Linked DNA regions of Homo sapiens: region 1 is linked to region 2. A link is a contact called in ENCODE Hi-C or POLR2A ChIA-PET data. All regions are on one chromosome and are shown on one strand. The core of a region is the stretch at or near the end of the contact, and the rest is flanking DNA. Distances in the headings are between cores, read along the strand shown. Region 1 has its middle 75 kb from the start of PAPSS2. Region 2 holds the start of PAPSS2 (3'-phosphoadenosine 5'-phosphosulfate synthase 2).

Region 1 (6,662 bases), core at 3,328-5,827, 74 kb before region 2:
TGCCCGCCTCAGCCTCCCAGACTGCTGGGATTATAGGCATGAGCCACCTCGCCTAGCCCCAATCACCTCTTAAAGGCTTCACCTCTCAATACTGCCACATTGGGAATTAAATTTCAACGTGAGTTTTGGAGGGACATTCAAACCATAGCAGGCACGTTACAACTTTTCAGCAGACTGAAATGGTATGGTTCTTGGCTTCTTTTCAAAGTGTAAATCTTCCTTTCAGGCTCTTAATATGTCAGACTCTGCATCTATTCTCTTCTCTCCTAATAGCACTGCCAGGTCTAAGATTCTTTCACTGGTGGGTGGATGGTGCATGCTGGACCAGCTGAAAAGTCGCTGAGTCTACTACTCTACAGAACACAGTCTATGCTTGAAACTACGGGGAAGTGTTCAAAAGAAAACATGTCTGACCTTCAAGAGTTTGTAATCCTATTGGAAAAGTCTAGAGAAAAGATGATAGATAATTGTCAAATTGAGTCACTTCATGGAACACATGTTCTATGAAGGCTCAGTTGGTTTCACCACTGTATCCCCAGTACATAGAAGAGTACCTTGCAAACAGTGGTTGCCCCGTAACATTTGATGAATGAATAAATCAGTGTCGGCTGCATTCACCAAGGCAGGCTTAATAAAGCAGTTTAGACTGAAATGGGACTTAAAGATCTGGCTGAACAGAAAGTGTCATCATCATCATCATCATTGCAGCTGCTATTTACTGTGAAACAGGTTCTGAGCACAGTACTTGATAATAATTATACACATGTTCTAATAGCCCTTAAACATTTAGGTATATCTGGCCCAAAAGCCCATTTTGCTTCTGCAAATCAGCTTTAACATCATCTCAGGGAGACATTCTCTGACCATCCTATCAAAAAGCATTTCTTCTTGCTATTCTCTATCTCAGCCCACTGTGCTTTAATAGTATTTATGACAACTTAGTGTGAGTTTATTAAATGATTTTTGGCTGTCTCTATAGTCCATGAGGGCAAGGGGTATGTCTGTCTTATTACTGCTGTGTCTTCAGCACCCATCTGCCAGCTCATTCCCTGACACTTAGTAGGCATCCTATAAATATTTACTGAACAAATGCATTTGGTTTTTAGGCCTGTCTGCACAGAATCATCTCAGCTTAAACAAAAAAACAGAAAACCAAAAAATATAACCATCAAGCTCTTATCCCAGAGATATTCAAAGGTAGATATTTGAAGCCCACGCATGTTTTTTTCTCTTTTAAAATTCTTTAAGTGAATCTAATACATAGCCAAACACAAGAATTTCAATGAGTGGATGCCACTGTAAGGAAACCATATGGATCCACATTAAAATCTGATGGATACATTTTTTGTCTATGCAATCTTTCAAAGAAAGCTTCATAGAACTTTCTCTAAGAAGCACATTGGCCATGACCTTTGCCTCAATGTAAACTTGTTTCATACCTAATCGTACTCATCCTGTTCTCTCTAACTTTAAAAGTAAGAAAATACCAGCATCAGCAGCAAACACTTGAATTAAAATTTGTTGTCTGTGACCCTTAAACATATGAAGAGATGCTCAACCTCATTCAAAATAAGAGACGTGAAACTACAACTATACTGAGATATCACTTCTTATCCGTCAGATGGCAAAAATTCAAAAGGATGACAACATATTTTATTTGCAGGACTACAGGGAAACAGCTTCTCTAATACATTGCTGATGGGAATGCAAAAATAAACCAAATGAAGGGAAATTTGTTCATTTCTGGCAATATTATATATGTATATACCTTTTGTCGTGGCAATGCTACTTCTAGAAATCTATCCCAAAGGTGCACTGACATAATGGCATACACTCAAGATTTTCACTGTAGTATTATTTATAATAACAAAAGAAAAACACAAATGTCTATAAGTAGAGAATTGGTTGAATAAACTATGGTACAAACATATGATGGTCTAGGCAGCACCCCCCGCCCCCTTACACAAAAATGAGGAAGCCTTCTATCTACTGGTATGGAGTAATCTCTAGAATATATTTTTAAGTGAAGAAAGCAAGGCGCACAACAGTATTTAGAATATGCTATTCTTTGTGTCGAAAATGGAGGGAAATCTGAATATATATATATATATATATAAGCATTTGTCTATATTTTCAAAAATAATAAAAGGATAAGTCAAAAATAAAATATATAAGGGAGCAAAAGGAAAAAAAATTAGACTTTTTAAAAATTATTTTTTATTTAATTAATTATTTTTCTTCAACTTTTAAGTTCCAGGGTTCATGTGCAGAATGTGCAGGTTTATTACATGGGTGAACACGTGCATGTCATGGTGGTTTGCTGCACAGATTAACCCAGCACCCAGGTATTAATCCTAGCATCCATCAGCTATTCTTTCTGAGGCTCTCCCTCCCCCCATCACCCCCAGCAGGCCCCAGTGTGTGTTGCTCCCCTCCATGTGTCCATGTGTTCTTATCATTCAGCTCCCACTTATAAGTGCGGACATGTGGTGTTTGGTTTTCTGTTACTGCATTAGTTTGCTGAGGATAATGGCTTCCAGCTCCATCCATGTTCCTACAAAAGACATGATCTCGTTCCTTTTTATGGCTGCATAGTATTCAATGGTGTATATGTAACACATTTCATTTATCCAGTCTAGCATTGATGGGCATTTGTGTTGATTCCATTGTCTTTACTATTGTGAATAGTGCTGCAATGAACATATGCATGCATGTATCTTTCTAATAGAATGACTTATATTCGTTTGGGTATATACTCAGTAATTTATTTATTTTTTGAAACAAAGTCTCACTCTGTCGCCCAGGCTTGGGTACAGTGGTGCCATCATAGCTCCCTGCAGCCTCAACTTCCCTGGCTCAGGTGATCCTCCCACCCCAGCCTACCCTGGTAGCTGGGACTACAAGTCACACTGCCAAGGCCCGGTATTTTTTTCTAATTTTTGTAGAGACAGGGTCTCACTATGTTGCACAGGCTGGTCTTGAACTCCTGGGCTGAAGTGATCCACTCACCTCGGCCTCCCAGAGTGCTAGGATTATTAGCATGAGCCACCACACCTGGCCATCTTCCCTAAATATACCTCATTTTTAATTTTCATTTGGTGACTAGGTAAATGTTTTATATAATTAAAAAACAAAACTAAGTAAAAAAAAAAGAAGTAACCACCAAGATGAAAAAAAAACACAAACAAAATAACCAGTATATCAGGTTGATGACATAACTACACTGAAAAGAATTATTTCACATTAAAACACTGGATATTAGGGTATATACTAAGCAAAAAGAAGTGAAACATATTCGATAGTCTTATTTTTTCTCAACCTCCAAACATAGCAAAATCAGTAGTCTTATTATTGATGGTTATACTGTTTTATATTTTGGTACTATTTACATAAAATATGTTGTTAGTAACCTATTTTTTTAGCTGCAAACCTGAAATCAAAGATATTAAGTAAAACCTTTATAATCTTAACTTAAATTGGAAATACCAGTATAAGCTTGTGATTTTTTTCCTCTCTAAAAAATACGTATTTCATAGCTCTGCCCACTGAAAAGTTTTAAGAACCATGATAACCCAGTAGCAATTTCCAGATGATGTTCTCTAAATACCATTCGCACTAGAAGGAACCAGGACACCTTGAAGAAATGGCTGACTCCTGGTATGGGGCAGGAGTGTACAAAATGACCCTGGCACATTTTTGTGCTGAAAGCAAGAAAATGCTCACAGTCTGATGGGGTCATGTCAAAAGGACTGGAGCCAATCTGCAGGGACTTCTAACTGGCCATAGATGAGACAAATTAAGCACCAAATTTGATGGAAACTCATTGAACATAGAAAAATCTATGAGTTCAAAATAATGCTGAGTACCGAATAATACTATTTGTGAGTTCAAAATAATACTGAAAAATATACATATCCAAAACAAATTAAAAAAACTGTTCACCATCAGAGGTAGCTAGTGCTCTAACAGCATATTTTGAAAATTGGCCACTAAAAGGAAAGAATTAAACATTTACCTTGCTTGGCACCATTGTAGTTTTATTTGTGGAGCTGCCACACAAATCTGGAACTGCCCAACTTTTAAAATATTTTACATGCAAGAGAAACCCTAGGTGTTCGAGTCTCTTTATTGGGGTTTCTGTTTTACACAGTGGAACCTAATTGTAACTGATACAACATGTAGAAATGGAACTCTATTTTCTTAAGAAATGAGGTTGATTTCTTCACTACCAACTGAAATGAAGGCTGTTGAGACAGAAATAACTTGACAAAGATTTATTGGAAGCCAGATTTGATGATTGACCTGGGAAGACACACCAACAAAGTTGGGTGTATTCCAAAGTCCATTACAAGTTAGAATGTTTTTATCAGAAAGTGTAGAAGGGAGGAAGACTCCTCATTTTGGAGTTGTCCTTTTCATTGCAGGGTACAATGCAGAGATTACAACCGTTGGCTACAGATGACAACATATAGCCTAGAATGTTTTATGCACAAGGTTACCAGTAAAACGGAACGATTCAGAAACAAATTAATGTCCTTTTCAATGTCAGTAGGTTATGTATTAATCAGTATGTCAACACTTTGAGGAAACTCATGATAAGACTTGAGTAACCTACAATAAGATTCTTTAGTGAAGGATAGAATGTAGCCATGAGTCATAAGACCTTCCCTAGGTAATTTGGCAGCCTGCCAAATCCTACTTATTATCCCAAACAGCTAGAATCTCTTCAACTTTTGCTCACTGTATAGTTTCTTGCCTTCTGTCAATCCCCCTTATTGAAATAATAATTATAAATCAGGGGCACATAATTTCAGCTCAGAAAGCAGATTCCTGGTTCACAAGAATTAAGTACAGTTTTCCATGGCAGCCTTTCCATATTGAAAGATATAAACAACATTTTAAGGATGGTGGGGAGGAAAAGAGAAAGATGATGGGAATTTTGTGAAACAGTGACATTTGAGCAAAAATGGATGAAAGACCACACTCTAGTAGGCATGCTATAAAAAGAACGGGGGTATCAACTTCAGATTCATAATCAACTAATACTTAGTCAAGGATGTTCTGGGCCAGGCCTTTTGCTAAAGGATTTCCCATACATTTTCTGATTTAATCACCACTGATTTGATCTCAGGTCTCTATTTTTTGCCATGTGTTTTTTCTTCCTTCATCAAACTTTTATTAATTATAAATGAGATGTTGACATTTTGCCTTTTTTGTTGTTGTCATAGAGATGGGGTTTACACTATGTTGCCCAGGCTGGTCTTAAACTCCTGGGCTCAAGCAATCCTCCCACCTCAGCCACCCAGAGTGCTAGGATTACTGTTCATTTTGCCTTTTTTTTTTTTTTTAATCACCACCCTTCCCTGGAGGTGCTAATTAAAAGTAAAGTAGCCAGAAGCCACATTGGAGAAGCCTGTTGTGGATCCCCAACAATGTCTACGGCCCTGAAAGCTGTGAATACTTTAGGTTACTTGGCACAGGAGAATTAAGGTAGAAAATGGAATTAAGCTTGCTAATCAACTGACTTTGAGAGGGGTAGATGAGCCTGGATTATCCAGGTGGGACCAATGTAATCACAAAAGTCCTTAAATGTGGAAGGGGAGGTAGAAGGAAAGGTCAGCGTGATGTGTTGGGATAAAAACTCCACCAGCAGTCACCGGCTTTGAAGATGGCAGAGGGCCACGTTCCAGGGATGTGCATGGCTTCTGGAAGGAAGAAAGAACAAGAAAACACATTCCTCTCTAGAGCTCCCATAAGAGGTACAGCCCTGCCGACACCTTCATGTTAACCCAGTGAGACCCGTTTCAGACTTCTGGCCTCCAGAACTGTAAGAGAATAAATGTAAATTGTTTTAAGCCAACAAGTTTGTGCTAATGTGTTAGAGTAGTAATAGAAAATTAATGCCTCTGGGTATGGCTACAAATTGAAAGAAAAACACTCCACAGATGATCCAGTAGATTCGATGCCTCACAGGTGTGGACAGCGGAGTTCAATTCAATGGTGGCCTGTTGTACTGAACCCAAAACAATGTAAAGATTTAATGGGGCTGACAACAGCATTGGTGGGAAGCCATTCTTTACAGGGCGTAAAGGTAAGGGATGAGCAGGTCAGAGAAGTCTAAGAAGTTACTGGGGACATCGGGTGCAACTCGCGATTCCTAAAACCAGGACATGCTTTGACAAGGAGTTACTATGGTAGATCAAACTTTGACACTCATGTTCTTTCTATAATCCTAATCCTCCTTCCAATCCATGATCCCAGCCCCTAAATGAAGGTGAAGAATGTTACATTTTTTTTTTTTGTGGGTCAAATGTTCTTTATATAGAACACTTTAAAAAATGAACTTTAAAAAAAGGTTCAACGAGATATGTCTAGGTGTTGATATTTTTCCTATGACTTTTCGTTTGCTGGGTATATGATGGGCTCTTGAATTCTGCACACTGTGGTACATCTTCATACCAGGAAAGTTTTCTCTTATTATTAATTTATTGCTTTTGTTCTGACCTGTGTTTTAGGAATAAATATTATCTTTTTGTTGACTCTCTAGTGTCTGCCCTTTGTATTTATATTTTCGCCTCCCAGCTTTGGAAATGCTTCTTGGGAGGTCTTCTCAAGATATTCTCTGAATCACTGCTTCAATTTTCTTCCATCAATGTGATGAC
Region 2 (6,794 bases), core at 1,329-3,828:
TTAGTAAACTGCTGTGCTGAATCACGACTAAATTGGTGATCTGTGACATCAAAGGGTCATAAACAGCCTAGCTTGAGTCCAAAAGAACTGAGGCCTCCATTTTCACAGTAAAAGAATGCCTATTCCAAAATAATTTTTGAGAATGAATGAAATCTAAAACAAGATAAGCAGTCCTGTTTACAGTTATCATGGGGTATTGAAATAGTTGGCGTGGAAGTTGGGTGACTCAGTGGGCAGGACATTTGGGGTCAGAGCACTTGGGAAGTCAGGCTGACCTGCGTTAAAGCCTCAGCTCTGCTCCTAACTAGTGACTACGGTCAGATGCCCTCCCTTCCCTAAGCGCCAGTTTTACATTGCTCATATGTAAAATACAGGAATGGGGAAATTGGACAAATGATCTCACAACCTCTCCCAGATCTAAACAATCATATATTTCTTTTCCAGGAAGTAGCTTACGTATTTGTCCTTAACTTCCTGTTTCAAGAAGACAGCTTTTTGTTTTTAGATGCAATATAAAAACAAAATAACAATCACGCAAATTGCTATTTTTCTTTTTTTTTTTTTGAGATGGAGTTTCACTCTTGTTACTCAGGCTGGAGTGCAATGGCGCAATCTCGGCTCACTGCAATCTCTGCCTCCCGGGTTCAAGCGATTCTCCTGCCTCAGCCTCCCAAGTAGCCGGGATTACAGGCATATGCCATCACATCTGGCTAATTTTGTATTTTTATTAGAGACAGGGTTTCATCATGTTGGTCAGTCTAGTCTCGAACTCCTGATACCAGGTGATCTGACTGCCTCGGCCTCCCAAAGTGCTGGGATTACAGGCATGAGCCACCGTGCCAGGCCGCAAATTGCTATTTTTCAATTCACATTTACTTTACCTTTTCTTAGGGCAAGATCTGGCAGAGTCTAAGATATGGTGGAAACTAATATAAAAGGATTTTTCCAATGAAATAAGAATAGGATGTTGCTATTTAAACTTCATATACATTTAAAATGTGCTAGTTTGTATGCAGAACAGAAACTCAAACTCAGTATTTGCCCCTAGCTGCTTACATTGGAAGGCAGTGGTGGCAGTTTACTCAAAATGAGTAAGAAAATAAATCAGCTTACAACTCTAGACTGTACAGACATGCAGGCTGCCTTTTACGTTTCTGACTCCTGATTTATTTTTCTTTCCCACCTTCCCACGGCGAAGGGCAGTCAATGAATACTCAGATCAAGTGTCTGTCTGGAAAGCTGGCAGTCTTCCAGAAATACAATTAGGTATGAAAGAAAAGTCCCATCCCTCACCTCCATAGAATATTACTCCAACTCTTTCACAGCAGGAACACTAGAGTGGGAATGAGAAGTGTGGCCCTTGTGTGTTACGTTACTTCTTTTGAGAGTATGGTCATATCCATCCGTTTGTAGCATTACACAAGGAGTCAGTTAAGGTACAAGGGGTGTGAGACCCAGTGACTGCCCCCAAAGTGCTTGTCACTAGAGCTTCTCTCCCTCACCTCTACTTGGCCTTGACATTTGGGTTCGTTCAGAGGGTTGCCCCATACTGCCTTTGGGTTCGTTCAGAGGGTTGCCCCATACTGCCTTCTGGTAAAATCTTGGCGCCCTAGGCCTAAGCCTGCTCATCTTGTGCCTCCTTTTCCTCCTCCTCAGGGCCCATTCCAGTGGAACAGAAGTGCTACTTTGGGGGTGGACTGAAACAAGTTGCTGGGCTTCCATTGGCCATTGCCACTTGCTTGTCGTTGTGAGGAGGGGCCGTGCCTCCACAGGCCCATACCTGTAACCTGACGATACTGTTGTGAGCGGGAATGGAGGAAGTGCATGGAAGCCCCTCAGCACGATGCATAGTGAACAGACAAGCTGTGAACCTTGGGAGTTATCACCATGTGTGATGATGCTGGTGAAGAAAGCCTGCACTGAGGAGGCTGTCAGCCTGGGTTTGAATCCCCTCATTTGGAATATAATCTTGGCAAAGTCTGAAAGCCTCAATTGCTCGTTTGTAAAACTGGAAGATAGTAGGACTTGCTGCCCGGGGTCGGGGCAGGATGGAGGGGGCCCATGAGAATTAAGGCAGAGCCCAGCGGAGTGCATTGTAAGGATCCATGAGTGTGAACCTTCGTTTTTACTACTGCATATGAGGATCCTGCCAACAAACCTGGCGGCTTCAAGCATCCTTGCCCTTAACCAAATAAGCTCTTAGGTCCTAGAGGCAGGAAGACTTCCTTGAAGAGGCGCGGGAGGCTGGTGAGGGGAGTGGAGGACGCTCTGGGACCCTCTGGGGGTGGGGCGGGCGGGGTGAACTTGACCCCAGGCCGCGTGCCGGGCGTGCCATCTGCCGCTCCGCTGCAAGGTCTCGCCCGGGACCGGGGCTGGCGGAGCGCGCGCCCGCGAGTAGGGGCCGGGCCGGGGACCCCGCCTAGGCGGCGGCGGCCGGGTCCCCAAGGCTGGGCGCTGCTTGCGGAACCGACGGGGCGGAGAGGAGCGTGGCGGGAGGAGGAGTAGGAGAAGGGGGCTGGTCAAGGGAAGTGCGACGTGTCTGCGGAGCCTTTTTATACCTCCTTCCCGGGAGTCCGGCAGCCGCTGCTGCTGCTGCTGCTGCTGCTGCCGCCGCCGCCGCCGCCGTCCCTGCGTCCTTCGGTCTCTGCTCCCGGGACCCGGGCTCCGCCGCAGCCAGCCAGCATGTCGGGGATCAAGAAGCAAAAGACGGTAGGCTTCCAGGCGCCGGCTTCCCTCCCCGCCACCGCACTGCACGCGCCGACCCCCAACCCCCAATTCCCCGGCACTTGGGTCCCACCCTCCCCGGGAGGGGGCGTCGGGAGGAGGAGTAAGAGTGGGGCACGGAGGGAAGCAAGAGAAAGAGGCTCTGTGTGGAATTCCCGGGGCAGTCCTCGCCCCGCAGCCCCTCTCCACCCCGCGACTCTGGGAATCTGCGCTCCTTGGGGTCGCCGCGCCCGCGAGAGACCTCCCGAGCTTCTCAAGTGGGTCCGGATCTAGATCCAGGACCAGGGACAGGAAATCCCCTTTCTTTCCCAAGAGCTCTTCCAGACCCGCCTTTTCTTCTGTAGGGTCTCGGAGCAGATCGAGCTGACTCCCGTTCTGCCAGGTCTGGTCGCTGGGGTTTTGTCTATGGGAACTTCCTTGGAGTGGGCTTTAATGACGGACTTTCATAGAGGAAACTGCAATTATCAAAGCAAACTGGAGGAAATTGCATTTCTACACTGGCGGGATTTAGCCCTCTAGCTTGATTTCGGCATTGGGTGGCATCTCGAGTTCAGTAATGAGGGGTGAGGGTGCCCCTCGGTTTGGTGGAGTAAGATGAGGGGACTGTGTTGAGGAGGCACACTTTTACCCAGAATTAATAATCTGAGCTGTCCTCCTTTAATGGGAAATATGAGGGCGTGTCAAAGAGAAAAGTTTCTTTCCCAGCAACATGGGCACCTATAAATTTTGCATTCTTAAAAATGGCAGCAGTTCTATTTGTCAATTATACCCCAATAAACTGAAAAAAAAAAAAAAAAAAAAAAAAAAAAAACCGGGAGCAGTAATCATAGACTCTTAGAGTTGGATGGCGCCTTCTAGACAGCACTGGGGCCACGTCAGATGTGGTCAGCAAGCCTTGATAAAATCCTACTCAGCAGTTTGGCCGCTGAACATTCTATCTTCAGCCACCACCCTGCAAGCCTCAGATGATTGTACTGGTTACTGAATGGGTTGACCTCTCTCTAGTAGATAGACGTGCAATGGACACATAGTAGGTGCCTGATAAATGTTTATTCTTATATAATGTGTATTACCGAAATATCTTTGAGGTGTATTTGTGGTGGGCCGGGGAGAGGTTTAAAAAAAAAAACAAAATATAAAGCCAAGAAGTGGGGAAGGAGTGTGGAGGGGCCATGCAGGGCTAGAAGGGTCATTTGAGCAGCAAGAGAACAGGGTGGGGGCTCTGTGGCTCCAGGGACCATACTGGACCAGCAGGAGGGTCCAGGGTGTAGGTGGCATCAATTTGGGAAGGGACATTTATCAAAATCCAGCTGCCTTTCTCAGGAGTAATTTTTAAGTGGGGGACTCTCAGCGTTGTAACATATTTTTGAAATAATAAATGAAAATCACTTGTATTTTGTTCCTATTTAATGCGATTAATTTCTGTAAAATCCTAAATAGTGTCTTCTAAATGGCAAGCCGCTGTGCCAGTAGCTTTTTATATCAGTGGGGTTTTAATTCCCACCTTCCTGCTTGCATCAAGAATTCCTTCTCAGTTGTGATGGGGGACTTTGTCAAGCATTAGAAAGGGACGAGGTGGTCTCTCCTCTTGATGCCTCCAGTCGGCAGGAGCCCAGGAAGAGGAGGGTTTGAGAACAGGGTCATTACAAATCAATTGCGGGGGCTCTGCACAGTCAGAAGCAGTGAGAAATTTGAGGGCCGGAGGGTTTGGTTTTTGTATTTACACATTCTGAACCTTCTATTTTTTGTTAGGTGGGTGTATGTGTGTGTCTGTTTTATACAGCATTAAATTAACTCCTGAAACAGCTAACTGAAATAGAACTTTTCTGAATTTTGATTTAGTCTAACGCAGTTATAACCCAGGCACCAACCCAAGTTCCCAAAAGGGCTAGATAGGTACTATCGGTACTATTTACAGCAAGCCAGCTGTAAATGCATGTGGAATCTCTCAAGCTTTGAATGTTCATTCAAAATGTGTTTTGAAACCTTGCAGGCCAAAGCAAAATCTGTCCGCTTGTGTGACCTCTGAACTAATCAATTGTTTGATAAGTATTGCTGACCTCACAAGCTAGCCTAGGAGTGAGACTGAGCTGATCTTTTACGGTCTTATAGGAATCATCACATTGTTTACTGCACTGTCAACAGAGGACAGTTAATTCACACAGCAGCCACTACAGTAACTTCAAATATTTGTTGAGCACCTACTGTATGCCAGGTGGTATACTGGGTGGGGGAGGCGGAAAAGGAGATACCTCTTTTCCAGGTTTTTTTGGCCACACTCTCTGGATGAATATTGCCTTTCAGTTCAGACCACTCTAGGAAGAGGAGATAGTTTTGGTTTAAATGAGAGAGTGTAGGATGACTTTTTCATAAGCTTTAGAAAAAATAAATTAAGTGTTCTTTTATAAAGGAAGGTAGCACATTCCTTCTGTTTTATGCATCTTTACCATGGAAACCAAAGAAACAGCTACCAGTCACATTCATCCCTTCATCATTTCCACCCCTCACTTACCTCCAACCCTGGCTACCCTCCCACCCCCACCCCCTATACACACACATAGACACCTAGGAGAGGGAAAGGGACAGACTGCCTCTAGGGGACTGGAAAGAAGGGAAGGCAAAGGCCTGGGCCTTTCCTCTTACATCATTTCCTGGATTAACATTTTTCAAGGCCCACAGACAGTGCTGTTATGTTCTGGAGACACCCAATCTGAAAACATTGACTGAGATATTAAGTTATTTCCGAAGGATCAAATAGGAAAACAATTGGAAAGGAGTGAAAAGATACTGAAAACCACAGCGCTCTCCATAGATGTAAGGGATTATCAACCTTTTCCTTATTTATTTTCTTTCTTTCTTTTTTTTTTTGAGACAGAGTCTCACTCTGTCACCCAGGCTGGAGTGCAGTAGCGTGGCATGATCTCAGCTCACTGCAACCTCCGCCTCCCGGGTTCAAGCCATTCTCTTGCCCCAGCCTCCCAAGTAGCTGGGATTACAGGCACCACCATCATGCCCTGCTAATTACCTTTTCCTTATTTTCAGAATTGTGCACAGTATAACATTATTTTTCTAGAAGTAGCCACTTTTTTTTTTTTTTTTTTTTTTTGAGATGGAGTCTCGCTCTGTCACCCAGGCTGGAGTGCAGAGAAGCGATCTCGTCTCACTGCAACCTCCGCCTCCCGAGTTCAAGCAATTCTCCTGCCTCAGCCTCCCGAGTAGCTGGCACTACTGGTGTGTACCACCACGCCCAGCTAATTTTTGTATTTTTAGTAGAGACGGGGTTTTGCCACGTTGGTCAGGCTGGTCTCGAACTCCTGACCTCAGGTGATTCACCCACCTTGACCTTCCAAAGTGCTGGGATTGCAGGCTTGAGCCACTGCCCCCAGCCAGAAGTAATTACTTTTAAAACTATATAAAGACACTACCGAAGGCAAGACATGAATTCTAGATGAGCAACTACTGGAAGGAGGGACAAAAAGCATTTCCTAGAGGCCAGACACTCAGACATCTCATCCCCACAGTAGCTCTCATCTCAGGAAACAGCTTTGTCTTCAGGGGAGGAGAAATACCAGGGGCAGGGCACTACTGAAATTCAGGTCTGTCCAGCTTCAAAACTCATGCTCTTGACCCCCTCCGTACTTCTGTTTCAGGATGTAACTGCTCTGGCCCAAAGTTTTCTCATCTGTAAAATGTGGGTAATAATAACTTTCCCCTTACAATTGTCGTGAAAAGTAAGTAACTCCTAAAAATTGTCTTGCTCAGTGCCAGACCCAGAGTTAGTGCTTCATATGCAGTAGCTATTTCATTTGTATTAAACTATACTGTCATGGTTTGGCATACATAAAAAGAAAAAACAGCACACATCATACTGTTTTGAAGACTCAGTAAATGACAACAGCCAGAATATTTTTGTTTTGTTTTGAGACAGGCTGGAGTGCAGTGCTGCTATAATGGGTCACTGCAGTCTCGACCTCCTGGGCTCAAGTGATCCTCCTGCCTCAGCCTCCCAAGTACCTAGTACTACAGGTGCACACCATCATGCCTGGCTAACTTTTAAAGTTTTTGTTGTT

What was found. A loop is a pair of places that touch in the nucleus more often than their neighbours do. ChIA-PET counts read pairs that join two places held with the same protein, here RNA polymerase II (POLR2A).
Region 1: a map of Calu3 shows a loop between it and region 2 (2.3-fold over the local background). The contact joins the enhancer-like site here to the promoter of PAPSS2 in region 2. A Hi-C loop is called at or near these places in 2 of 168 maps with a recorded cell type or tissue (Caco-2 and Calu3). POLR2A ChIA-PET finds 5 or more read pairs at or near these places in 1 of 52 experiments (CD8-positive, alpha-beta memory T cell).

What each region holds. Positions count from the first base shown.
Region 1 is chr10:87,581,739-87,588,400 of GRCh38, forward strand. No RefSeq gene overlaps it. Among named protein-coding and RNA genes, the nearest start is that of PAPSS2, 75 kb to the right of the region's middle. Within about 2 kb of position 4,578, at least 2 of the 41 ENCODE cell types and tissues checked have a DNase peak (open chromatin) inside an H3K27ac peak, as active enhancers do.
Region 2 is chr10:87,657,300-87,664,093 of GRCh38, forward strand. PAPSS2 (3'-phosphoadenosine 5'-phosphosulfate synthase 2) reads left to right here and starts at 2,579. Exons shown (of 13, transcript NM_001015880.2): 1 at 2,579-2,709. The coding sequence starts at 2,683. RefSeq lists a silencer at 2,327-2,566.